Linked DNA regions of Homo sapiens: region 1 is linked to region 2. A link is a contact called in ENCODE Hi-C or POLR2A ChIA-PET data. All regions are on one chromosome and are shown on one strand. Each heading gives the region's core, a stretch centred on a gene start or an enhancer-like site at or near the end of the contact. The rest is flanking DNA. Distances are from core to core; before and after follow the strand shown.

Region 1 (4,971 bases), core at 2,339-4,838, 260 kb before region 2:
GTGACCTTCCCACCTCAGCCTCCTGGATAGCTAGGACTACAGGCATGCACCACTACACCAGGCAAATATTTAAAAAATTTTTGTAGAGACAGGATTTCACCATGTTATCCAAGCTGGTCTCAAACTCCTGGGCTCAAGTGATCCACCCGCCTCTACCTCCCAAAGTGCTGGGATTATAGGCATGAGCCACTGCTCCTGACCAAAGCTTTTTTTTTAACATTGTAAAATTTAACTTTTACAGAAGGAAGCGCTAATAAGTCAGTTAGCACTTAACATTTCGTCAGTGGCTTGTCATTATCCCAAACTTTCTACTACTTTCTACGTTAATGTACATTGTACATTAGGATTTTACAGTCTGCGTAGTTGGTCTCAAGGACTTCAGTTATCACTAGTTATCAGTTTTATAAGCTAGTAGTTCTCAACTAGAGGCTGCCCCCACTTCCCTGTCCTCCACCCCTGAAACAGTTGGCAGTGTTGCTGGCATTTAGTGGGTAGAGGCCAGGAATGCTGCAAAAAAAAAATCTTTAAAATGCATAAGACACCCCCACAACAAAGGGTTATCTAGCCCCAAAATGTCAGTAGTGCCAGGGTCAAGAAACAGATATAAGCCAAATATTTTCATTTTAGCTGAGTAAAATTATTTTTTAGATGTATCACTGCTTACAACACTTATCAATTTAGAGTTTTTTTTAAAGACTAAAAAGACATAATAGTTTGATTTAGGAAAAAAGAACTAACATTAAACAGTGATAAGTCAAAAGATTGTAAAGAAAAATTCAAATATTAAAACCTTTATTAAGACATCTAACATATATATTGAAGAACAAAACAAAGATAACTTTTGAGGTACCTTTGGGCTTTCTAAAAATAGAATTCTTTGATCTCTTTAAATATTACTTGGACCAGGTAGAATCTTGCCATTGTGCTGAACAGGCCTGAAATCAAGTTGATCAAGTCAATGATCTGTAAAACGTTAAAATCTATTAGGATTGAGGATTGTTCCACTCAGCAGAAGGTGGTGTGATCTGTATTATCATGTTGGATGCAAAAATTTCTAAGGTATAGGCACCTTTGAATATGAAATATGAAAGATGTGCAGTCGTGGGCAAGATGTTCTGGTCACTTCTTTGAAAGAGGGAATAAAAGAGAATTAACTACAGGTCTGTCATTCTGCTTGTGATAACCACTTTCACCTTGGCCAGTGATGCAGTTAGTAATGAGCCACAAGCTTTGCTCAGGCTTCCTTAATTGCTAATTATAGAATGTCATTAAGTCTTTTGGGATACAATTTACAATTATAAGACGAAAGCTGATGAGGAGGTGTCAGATATATGCCTCTTAGTCTCTTCTCCCATTATTGTCCAAGCTCCATTTTCCACATTTTATTCATTATGCCTTTCTGTCTCACTAGGCCATGAGTTTCTTTAGAGAAGAAACTATAGATACATTTTGTATTCGCAGCCCCTAACACAGAGCCTGGCACATAATAAGCCCATGTTAAAGAAAGACAGTGAATGAGTGGCAGAAATCCTGAGTCTAGATGCTGTTAATCCTCTAGCTCAAGCTGCCCTTTTCCAGGACAGACCAGCAGTGTGGCAGGTGTCTCAGCTCTGTGTAGAAAAGCTGGCCAGAGAATTCTTTTCCCCTACTCTAGTACATTCGATTCAGTTACAGGAAGCCTTGTTCCATCACCTGTGTTAATGGAGTAGGCCAGGTGTTCCTTTGAACACAATGCTGCAAGAACTACCTAGAGTAGATTTCCTTCACATGATAAGGCTCTAATCTGCTTGGGCTCATGTCTTGGTTTTTCATTTATATGTGGCTAGAACTTTTTATCCTTTGCTGGAATTAATATGGTGTTCTCTCTTCTCTGTTTAAATTAGCTGTAAACACTTTGACTGAATCAACGTTGAAGAATGTCCCTCAAGTGGTAAATGTGCAGGAATTGAAGAATAACCCTGCAACCCCTTCTACAGCCATGGGGTATGTTCTGACTGCAGTGTGTTTCAGCCCCTGGCTGCTTCTGTAGTAGCGGTGGACTGCCTGCAGGGAGCAGCAGTGCCACTGTCACAGTCTGGTTTTCCTGCACCGCCTTAGGTTATAAGGGGGGTGGCGGCTAAGCCTGCCTACACAATGCATTTTCAGGAGACTGTCCTTTTTAACTGGCCGGTGACAGTTGCCTCACAAACTTTTAAAGTTTGTCTTGATGCTGTATGCTCAGTTTCTGTTTGCCATGTGTAAGTCTCTGTGTGGTACACATTAGGTGTGCAGGTTGATTTTTTTTTTTTTTTTAATGCCCTAGGGGTTCCAGAGTTGATGCTTTGGGTCTCATGCAGACTTGATTCTGGAAACTGTAATCTCAAGGGTGACACTCTCCTCCCTCACTTCCCTTCTCCAGGCATTTCTGTTCTTCCCATTTCTTTTGCTTTTGTATAAAAGACAGCACCTCTGTTTGGAGACTTTAGCTTCTCTGCCATGCCATGTTTGAGGGCTGGATTGTTGCTGGTGGAGCTCACTTGTTTTTTTGGTGGTGGTGGTGGTTTTGTTGTTGTTGTTGTTGTTGTTTTTTGTTTTTTGTTTTTTCTTAGACAAGGTCTCACTCTTGCCCAGACTGGAGTGCAGAGTGCAGTACGATCATGGCACACTGTAGCCTTAACCTTCTGGGCCCAAGCCATGCTCCCATATCTGCCTCCCAAGTAGCTGCTGGGACTACAGGCACATGACACCACACCCAGCTAATTTTTTAATTTTTTGTAGAGATGGAGTTTTTGCCATGTCACCCCAGGCTGGTCTCAAATTTCTGGGCTCAAGTGATCCTCTCACCTCATCCTCACAAAGTGCTGTGATTATAGGCAGGAGCCACTGTGCCCAGCCTAGCTCATTTGTCTTTAGTCCTCATCTGTGTTCGGAATTCAGGGTGCTGACTCCCTCCCGCTGCCCTGGGCAGGTTCGCAGAACATGCCTGTGCCCTGCTTTGCCCTGCATATTTTGTGACTGTGATCCCTTTAGACCAACCACCATCCCCTGTGGCAAAGGGAAGAGTTGAGGGACATTTCCTCACTTGGAACATGGGGATCTTGAGGACTAGTATCAGATTTCAGGGAGTTAGTGTCTGGTACCCATGATTAGTCTAGCAGCAAGAAGGGCAGCCATAGACCTTGTGGTTCTCCACAGCGTGCCCACCCTCTGCCATTGCACAGAGCAGATCTGCCCACGGTTCTGTTTTCCCTCTCTCAAGTGGCCCTGCCTCACTGGTCCGCTGGCCTCTTTTTTTCCATGTTGTTCTGTTTATCAACACTGCTTGTTTGAGGAATTTTTAGTTATCTCAGGGCCATACTAACAGCCAAAAAACAAGCCTTCTCTATTACTATTTTGTAGTGACCTCGGAGCCTTGGTATGCTGTTTAGACCAAGATGGTATTTGTGGTTGTTGCAAGCTTTTCAAGGGAAAGAACTATGCATTAGAGTTTGGGAATTGTAGCCAGATTCCCAGCATAGGGAAGGCAAGGCAGAATGTTACATAAGATGGGAAAACTCAGCATATGGTACAGGAAGTATTGTCTAGTGTTTCTGAGATATATTAGGTGCTAACCATGTATGAGAAGCACCTTTTGGAGATTCCACTTCTCCTTTTCTCAAGCTTCATTTCCCTAAATGGTTCATCTGAGCTGATCTTTGATGAAGGGTTTGTTCAAGGAGTAATTTTGAGTCTACTCTTTCTGACAAAAAATCTCAGACAACTTAAGAAATCTTGAAGAAACTTTCTGTTCCATTCTCCACAGAATTAGACTCTGGTATAATTATTTCATGTGTATGCCCAGCATGGTGCCTGAAATGTAGAAGCATTCCTTTCAATAATCATTTATTGAATAATAGGTAAACTCTACTCCAAACATAAATTGAAAAGTGAAAATTGGTGTTTACTGCCACCCCTCCCCAGGAAAGATCGAGAGAATATGTTCATTGTAAAATGACTTGCTTTCAGATTCTTTTATGTTTTATTTTTAAAATTATTTTCAGCCAGCTCTCGTGGAACAGATTCTTTTAAACAGTAGTTTCCTAAGTGTATTTTAAGTATTTAATTTTGCAGTTAGCTTTTTCTCAGTGGTATCTACAGAAGATTCATCATAGGATGAGCTTACATATTTCTGCCATTGGTGTACTTTATGTTCATTGGCCTCATCCATTCAGTTCGTTGGAAGAGTGTTTATCTGGCGCCAACCCACAGCTATTCAAATTCCTTTGCAGTGCTCCATCGCTTGATTCAGCAGATTCTTACACAGCGTCTGCTGTGAGCATGATACTGCCCTGGGTACTAGAGATAGGGTAGTTGAATAAGACAAACCAAACAAGAAGACAGCCGGGAAACTGCCAATTACACAAACACTTATTTTGGTGTGCATTCATTCATTTATTCATTCTTTCAACAAATACTTAATGAGCATTTGTTGTATGCCACACAGTATTCTTAGGAGCTGGAGATAAACTACCTGTTTTGTTGTTAACAAAATAGACCAAAAAAACTAACAGACTGATTGTTTGGAGAGACAAACAATAATCAAAATAAATAAGTAAAATATGTAATATATTAGATGGTGATATGGTGTGATGGAGAAAATTAAAGCGGGGGAAAGGTTAGAGAGTATTGTCTGAACATGGGTTATAATTTTAAATAGGGTGGCCAGGGAAGGCCTTCTCAGGAAGGTGACCTTTGAATGAAGAGAGAAAGGCCACACAGCAGGTCTCATTAATATCTCGGAAGAAAGCTCCAAGCACAGGGCCTGTAGCAGGAGCGTGTCTACAAGTTGAAGAGCGAGTCAGGGGGGACCTCTGGTGACGAGAGTAGAGGGAACAAGAGGAAGAATGCTGGGGGAGTAGGTCAGGAAAGACTGTTGGTGGACAGTGTCTGTTTGAGTCCCTGCTTTCAGTTCTTTTGGGTATGTATGTAGGAGTGGAATCGCTGGATTACATA
Region 2 (5,703 bases), core at 1,412-3,911:
GCTGGCCCTCTTCTGATTCTCTTCCTTCTTTCAGAATACAAATTCAGTGCCAGGTGGACCAAAGTCATGGGCACAGCTGAATGGAAAGCCAGTAGGACACGAAGGTGGTAAGTGCGCACGTGTGTGTGTTGTTTGGGGACGCTGGGGAGAGGGAGGTGAATGCCTTTTCCAGAATGTCTGGTTGGGTCTAGGCACCCAGAAGCTTTGAGGACTCTCTTCCACAAAGAGGTACCGTCTATGGAGCCCTTGCCTGTGCACAGCGGGCGCTGACTCTGTAGAGGTGCCAGCTCTTTGGTTTCTTTGGATGTGTGCTCTTGCTGAGACAGAGGAGTGCTGACTGGGCTGTGCTGCTGGTGATTTTTGATGATAGCTTGAATGTTTCTAGCATACTGTGCTTCAGACCAAACTAGGCAGCAGCTCTGAGTGGGAAGGAGAGTGGTCGTGGTGTGGGCAGACGATTCAAAGGAATGTACTGGGGAAAGCCCACAATTCACTTTCTCCTGTAAAGCAGCACTGGCTGCCCTTTATTACCCTTTGCCACCATCCTGATATCGCCTTCTGCTTCCTGCACTACCCCTGCCAGCCAAGGCTTCACCAGACTTGGTCTTTAGTAGCCTGTATTAGAAAACCAGCTGCACATCCTTCGTTACCTGAACCTCACCCCCAGCCTGCCATGCCTAGGAGGTCCTGCCCCTTATGGGTTGAAATCCCTGTGCTCAAAGGCTCTTCCCTCAGTCTCCAACGGGAAATGACCGATCAATGTGCCAATTGGATTTCAGTGCCCCAGCTTCTCCCAAGGGGCTGAGGGTACAGATCGAGTGCCAGCAGGAGTGCAGTGGCACAATTATAGCCCATTGCAGCCTCGATCTCCCGGGCTCAAGCAATCCTCCCACCTCAGCTTCCTGAGTAGCTGGGACTACAGGTGTGTACCACGACATCTGGCTGATTTTTTTTTTTTTTCTTTCCATTCTGAGTAGAGACAAGATTTCACTATGTTGCCCAGGCTGATCTCAAACTCCTAGGCTCAAGAGATCCTCCCACTTCAGCCTCCCAAGTAGCTGGGGCTGGGATCACAGGCGCATGCACCACCACGCCTGGCTTATTGATTAATTGATTGACTGAGTGATTGATTGGTTGCGACGAGATCTCACTATGTTGCTCAGGCTGGTCTCCAACTCCTGGGCTCAAATGATCCTCCTACCTTGGCCTCCCAGAGTGCTGGGATTACAGACGTAAGCCACCGTGCCTGACCTCAAAAGGGTCTTTGAAGATGCTTTATGAAGAGCATTCACTGGACTTGTAACTGGTTCTTTGGCTTTCCATATCTTATATTTCTGTAAGGTTAGAATTTTTTGTTTTGTTTTTGTTTTTTTTGAGACAGAGTCTTGCTTTGTCACACAGGCTGGAGTGCAGTGGCACAATAGCTCACTGCAACCTCCATAAGGTTAGAATTTTTAAAAATAGATAGAATATATTAATTTTTATTTAAAAAGAACTACAAAAATTAAAAGAAAAACTTCTGTATAAATTGGCCCAACTCCTATGGAAGCCAGTTTGGCGCTGCCTGGCAAAATAATAACACATAATACCCTTTGACCTAGCAAGTGCACCCTGAGGAAATTGCTCTACAAATTATACTCGCCCGTGTGTGAAATGACTTGCGCATAAGATTATTCACTGCAACATTATAATAGCAAAAGATTGCAAACAGTCCCTTGAAATGCCTGTAAAATTATGGTACTTTAATGAAATGTGATTTGGCTATAAAGAAAAAAAGCAGAAGTTTTCTATTGATTTGGCAAGATCTTCAGGTGAAAAAAAGTACAGAATGGTATGTATAGTATCTTAACCATTTGTGTAAAAAATGGGGGTGAGGGCTGGACACCTGTAATCCCAGGACTTTGGGAGGCTGAGGCAGAAGGATTGCTTGAGTCCGGTAGTTCGAGACCAGCCTGGGCAACATGGTGAAACCCTGTCTCTACAAGAAATACAAAAAATCAGCCAAGTGTGGTGGCAGACACCTGTAGTCCCAGCTACTTGGGAGGCTTGAGGCAGGAGAATCACCTGAGCACCAGAGGTGGAGGCTGCAGTGAGCTGTGGTCACACTCCTGTACACCAACCTGGGTGACAGAGCAAGACCCTATCTTAAAGGACAAAACAGAAAAATGGGAGTGAGAAAAAATACACTTCTAAAAAATGTTGTATATGCATGTTTTAAAAGCCACCCATCTGTATACTGATGTATATGTGTTTAAAAATCTCCAGAAGGTAACAGAAAACTGCCAGTTTTTTTGAGGGAGTCAGAAGGGGGCAAATGGGCATAGGGGTGAGAGGAAGGCTTCTGTGTCTACCTTTACATGGTGTTCACTTCTGAACCATGTCACTGTGTTACCTATAAAAAATGTAGGTAATGTAACTGTATCACAATAAAGCTTGATGGAGAAAATAATTTTAAACTGGACGTGGTGGCACACACCTGTTATCCCAGCTACTTGGAAGGCCAAGGTGAGAGGATTGGTTGAGCCCAGGAGTTTAAGTCCAGCCTGAAAAACATAGCAAGACCCTTTCTCTACACAAAATTTAAAAAAACAAAGAAAATAATTGCAGGCAGAAACCTGCCAGCCCACAGAATCGACACACTGGGCAGGGTGGGGGCCAAGTGTAAAAGTCAGTTTCAGTTCCCCCTCTCGTGCTAGAGTCATGCATCTGTGACACTGTCAGGAGTGTGGGGATTTGAGGGTGTTGCCCACAAGTGTTTTCATGACTCTTTGGAATTCAAAAGGACTTTTCCTGAATTGATAGACTCAGTTGATAGGTCACCTGAAACAGACCCAGGAGACCTGATTGCATGTTTGGGCAGAGGTCAGAGGCTCAGATACCAGCTGCTGCCCCACCAGTGGCTCAGCCTGTGACCTCGGAAGAAGCCCCCTGACTTTCCTGCCTCAGTTTCTCATGGCAGAGAACAGATGGCAGGTGAACATCATAAAACATTGGGACCTTATGAATACTGGTATTTTGGTGTGAGATTTTTTTTTTTCCTACCCTTTATCCTTATTAAGATTAATTCATGCTTACAATAATATATTCATGATTCTCGAAGCAGAAGAAAGAGATGGAACAGCAATGTTGGACAGGTGCTGGTTTTTTTCCTAATTTCAAATCTACCTTTTTTTTTGTTTGTTTGTTTGTTTTTTTTTAGGCAGGGTTTCATTCTGTTGCCCAGGCTGGAGTGCAGTAGTGCAGTTTTGGCTCACTATAGCTTCAGTCTTCTGGGCTCAAGCAATCTTCCCGCCTCAGCCTCCCAAGTAGATGGGACTACAGGCATGCACCACCATGCCCGGCTAATTTTTGTGATTTTTGTAGAGATGGGGTTTCATCATGTTGTCCAGGCTGGTGATACTGTATTTTAAAAATACAGTTTTTATTTGATTCTTGCCAGTGACCTTCTACCATAATGAAGCGACTCTGAGTCAGAGCCCCCTTCACAGAGCACTGGAGCTCCTTCATGACACTTAGAGTCCATCTCTGGCTGGTCATTGGTGAATGGTGTCCAGTCTTACCGTCAGGTTTATTTGACCCTGGACCTTTTTACTAAGGGAGTGGCAAGCGAATTGCTGCCACGTGCTTGTGTGGTGATCCAGCCGCGCCTTTCCGGCACAGTCGGCTTTAGTGAACAGGCCCGTGGATCAGTGGTGCTAAGAATAATTTAAACTACTTAGGGGAAGATTTGGGTTTAGCTGTATAGGGAACAAGGCATTCCACAGGGGGCCATTTGTTGTGTGGTGTCGCCACTGTTCCTAGATTGCTCCTGTCTGGAGTGTGCTGCATATTCCAGATCAAAAGACGTGCCATTTTTAATCTGTTCATCCAAAAATGGTGGCAGAACCTCTGTGCTAAGTTTTCTGTGTAAGGGAACAACATTAGGAAAGGCTTCTTCTCTAAAGCAGGTTGTAATGTCAAGGAATGAATGAAAGAATGAAGAAATAAACTGTTCCCAGGATTATAAGAGTGAAATGTTTGGCCTTGTAGGGCTCAAGGAACTTAGTACAAAATGCGGAAGGACAGGTGAATGAGGAGTTACTCATGTGTATAAATCTAATTTCCACCTGATCTTACCACATTTGATGGTAGAAAGCAGCATTTGTTTATTTTATTTTATTTATTTTATTTTATTTTATTTTATTATTTTTTTTTTTTGAGACGGAATCTCGCTCTGTTGCCCAGGCTGGAGTGCATTGGCACGATCTCGGCTCACTGCAAGCTCCATCTCCTGGGTTCACGCCATTCTCCTGCCTCAGCCTCCCGAGTAGCTGGGACTACAGGCGCCCGCCACCACGTCTGGCTAATTTTTTTTTGTATTTTTAGTATAGATGGGGTTTCACCATGTTAGCCAGGATGGTCCCGATCTCCTGACCTCATGATCCGCCCGCGTCGGCCTCCCAAAGTGCTGGGATTACAGGCGTGAGCCACCACGCCTGGCCTATTTTTTTATTTTTAGAGAGAGGGTCTCACTTTGTCACCCAGACTGGAGTGCAGTGGCACGTTTTCGGCTCACTGCAACCTCCACCTCCCGGGCTCAAGTGATCCTCCCACCCCAGCCTCCTGAGTAGTTGGGACTACAGGCGCCCGCCACCAGACTAATTTTTTGTATTTTTTGGTAGAGACAGGGTTTTGCCATGTTGCCCAGGCCGGTCTTGAACTCCTGAGTTCAAATGATCCACCCACCTTGGCCTCCCAAAGTGCTAGGATTACAGGTGTGAGCCACTGTGCCAGGCAAAAGCAGCATCTTAATCCTTTTGGGGTGGACTGGGGCAGGGATGGCAGCACACTCTGTAGGTGTTGCCTCCACAGGAAAGCAGTTGCCTTCTTGGCCTCCCCTGGGCTGATTTTATAGGAGGCTGTGCTTGTCTGTGGCCCCAGGCAGTCAGTAGAACCTTCCCTGCTGGGGCAGGCTGTGGCCTGGAGCGGCTGTGATGTCTTACCTCTTTCCATTTGTAAGCAGGCACTGGTCCTTGCAGGTCAGCTGGGAAGGGGCATGATGCTGTCAGCAGCAGTCTCCCTTGCCACCCTCAGCACCCTCGTGGCATCTGCCAGCACAGAGCACCCTTGTGACAAGACTCCCTTCAAAAGCCCACTTCCAGGCAACACGGCTTTCAAGGTGTGGAGCTGGGAAGCAGACGACTGTTGACTCCATCTCACTTCCTCCATGTCTACCCCGTCTTCTTGACAGGTTTAAGGGGCTCAAGCCGACTGTTATCCTTCTCTCCCGAGGAATTTCCGACGCTGAAAGCAGCTGGAGGGCAGGACAAGGCTGGCAAAGAAAAGGGCGTCTTAGATCTGTCGTATGGGCCAGGACCAAGCCTCCGCCCTCAGAGTAAGTGACTGCAGCCTCTGGGCACTCGATGGAGTAACAGAACTTCCTCCTCTCATCTCTCTGCACTCCTAAAAGGGTGCTGATGCCACTGGGGTCTCCGGTTCGAGCTGGAAACGTGGCTCTTTGACTCGCCACGTGATCTGTGCATCCATTGGACTTGCTGCCTAGGCCATTGGATTGGGCCTTGTGCCTTTTTTGTCTCTTGGGTTGGGCCAGGCCTGTCCCCTCCCCCTCTGTCATCCGGTTGTTAATTTTGCTGTGCCTGGTGGCTGTGGCAAGGATGGACAAAGGACCAATTAACTTAGGTCCCCGGTTCAAGAGCTTGTTTT

The links. A loop is a pair of places that touch in the nucleus more often than their neighbours do. ChIA-PET counts read pairs that join two places held with the same protein, here RNA polymerase II (POLR2A). Pooled maps may share reads with other maps.
Region 1: a loop to region 2 is called in a map of IMR-90, with 2.5 times the contacts of the local background. The contact joins two enhancer-like sites. A Hi-C loop is called at or near these places in 1 of 168 maps with a recorded cell type or tissue (IMR-90) and 4 of 50 pooled maps. POLR2A ChIA-PET finds 5 or more read pairs at or near these places in 3 of 52 experiments (activated CD4-positive, alpha-beta T cell, activated CD8-positive, alpha-beta memory T cell and naive thymus-derived CD4-positive, alpha-beta T cell).

What each region holds. Positions count from the first base shown.
Region 1 is chr9:131,176,428-131,181,398 of GRCh38, forward strand. It overlaps NUP214 (nucleoporin 214), which reads left to right. Exons shown (of 36, transcript NM_005085.4): 24 at 1,884-1,983. Among named protein-coding and RNA genes, the nearest start is that of NUP214, 53 kb to the left of the region's middle. Within about 2 kb of position 3,589, at least 2 of the 41 ENCODE cell types and tissues checked have a DNase peak (open chromatin) inside an H3K27ac peak, as active enhancers do.
Region 2 is chr9:131,438,955-131,444,657 of GRCh38, forward strand. It overlaps PRRC2B (proline rich coiled-coil 2B), which reads left to right. Exons shown (of 32, transcript NM_013318.4): 5 at 35-107; 6 at 5,231-5,374. Among named protein-coding and RNA genes, the nearest start is that of SNORD62A, 44 kb to the right of the region's middle. Within about 2 kb of position 2,662, at least 3 of the 41 ENCODE cell types and tissues checked have a DNase peak (open chromatin) inside an H3K27ac peak, as active enhancers do.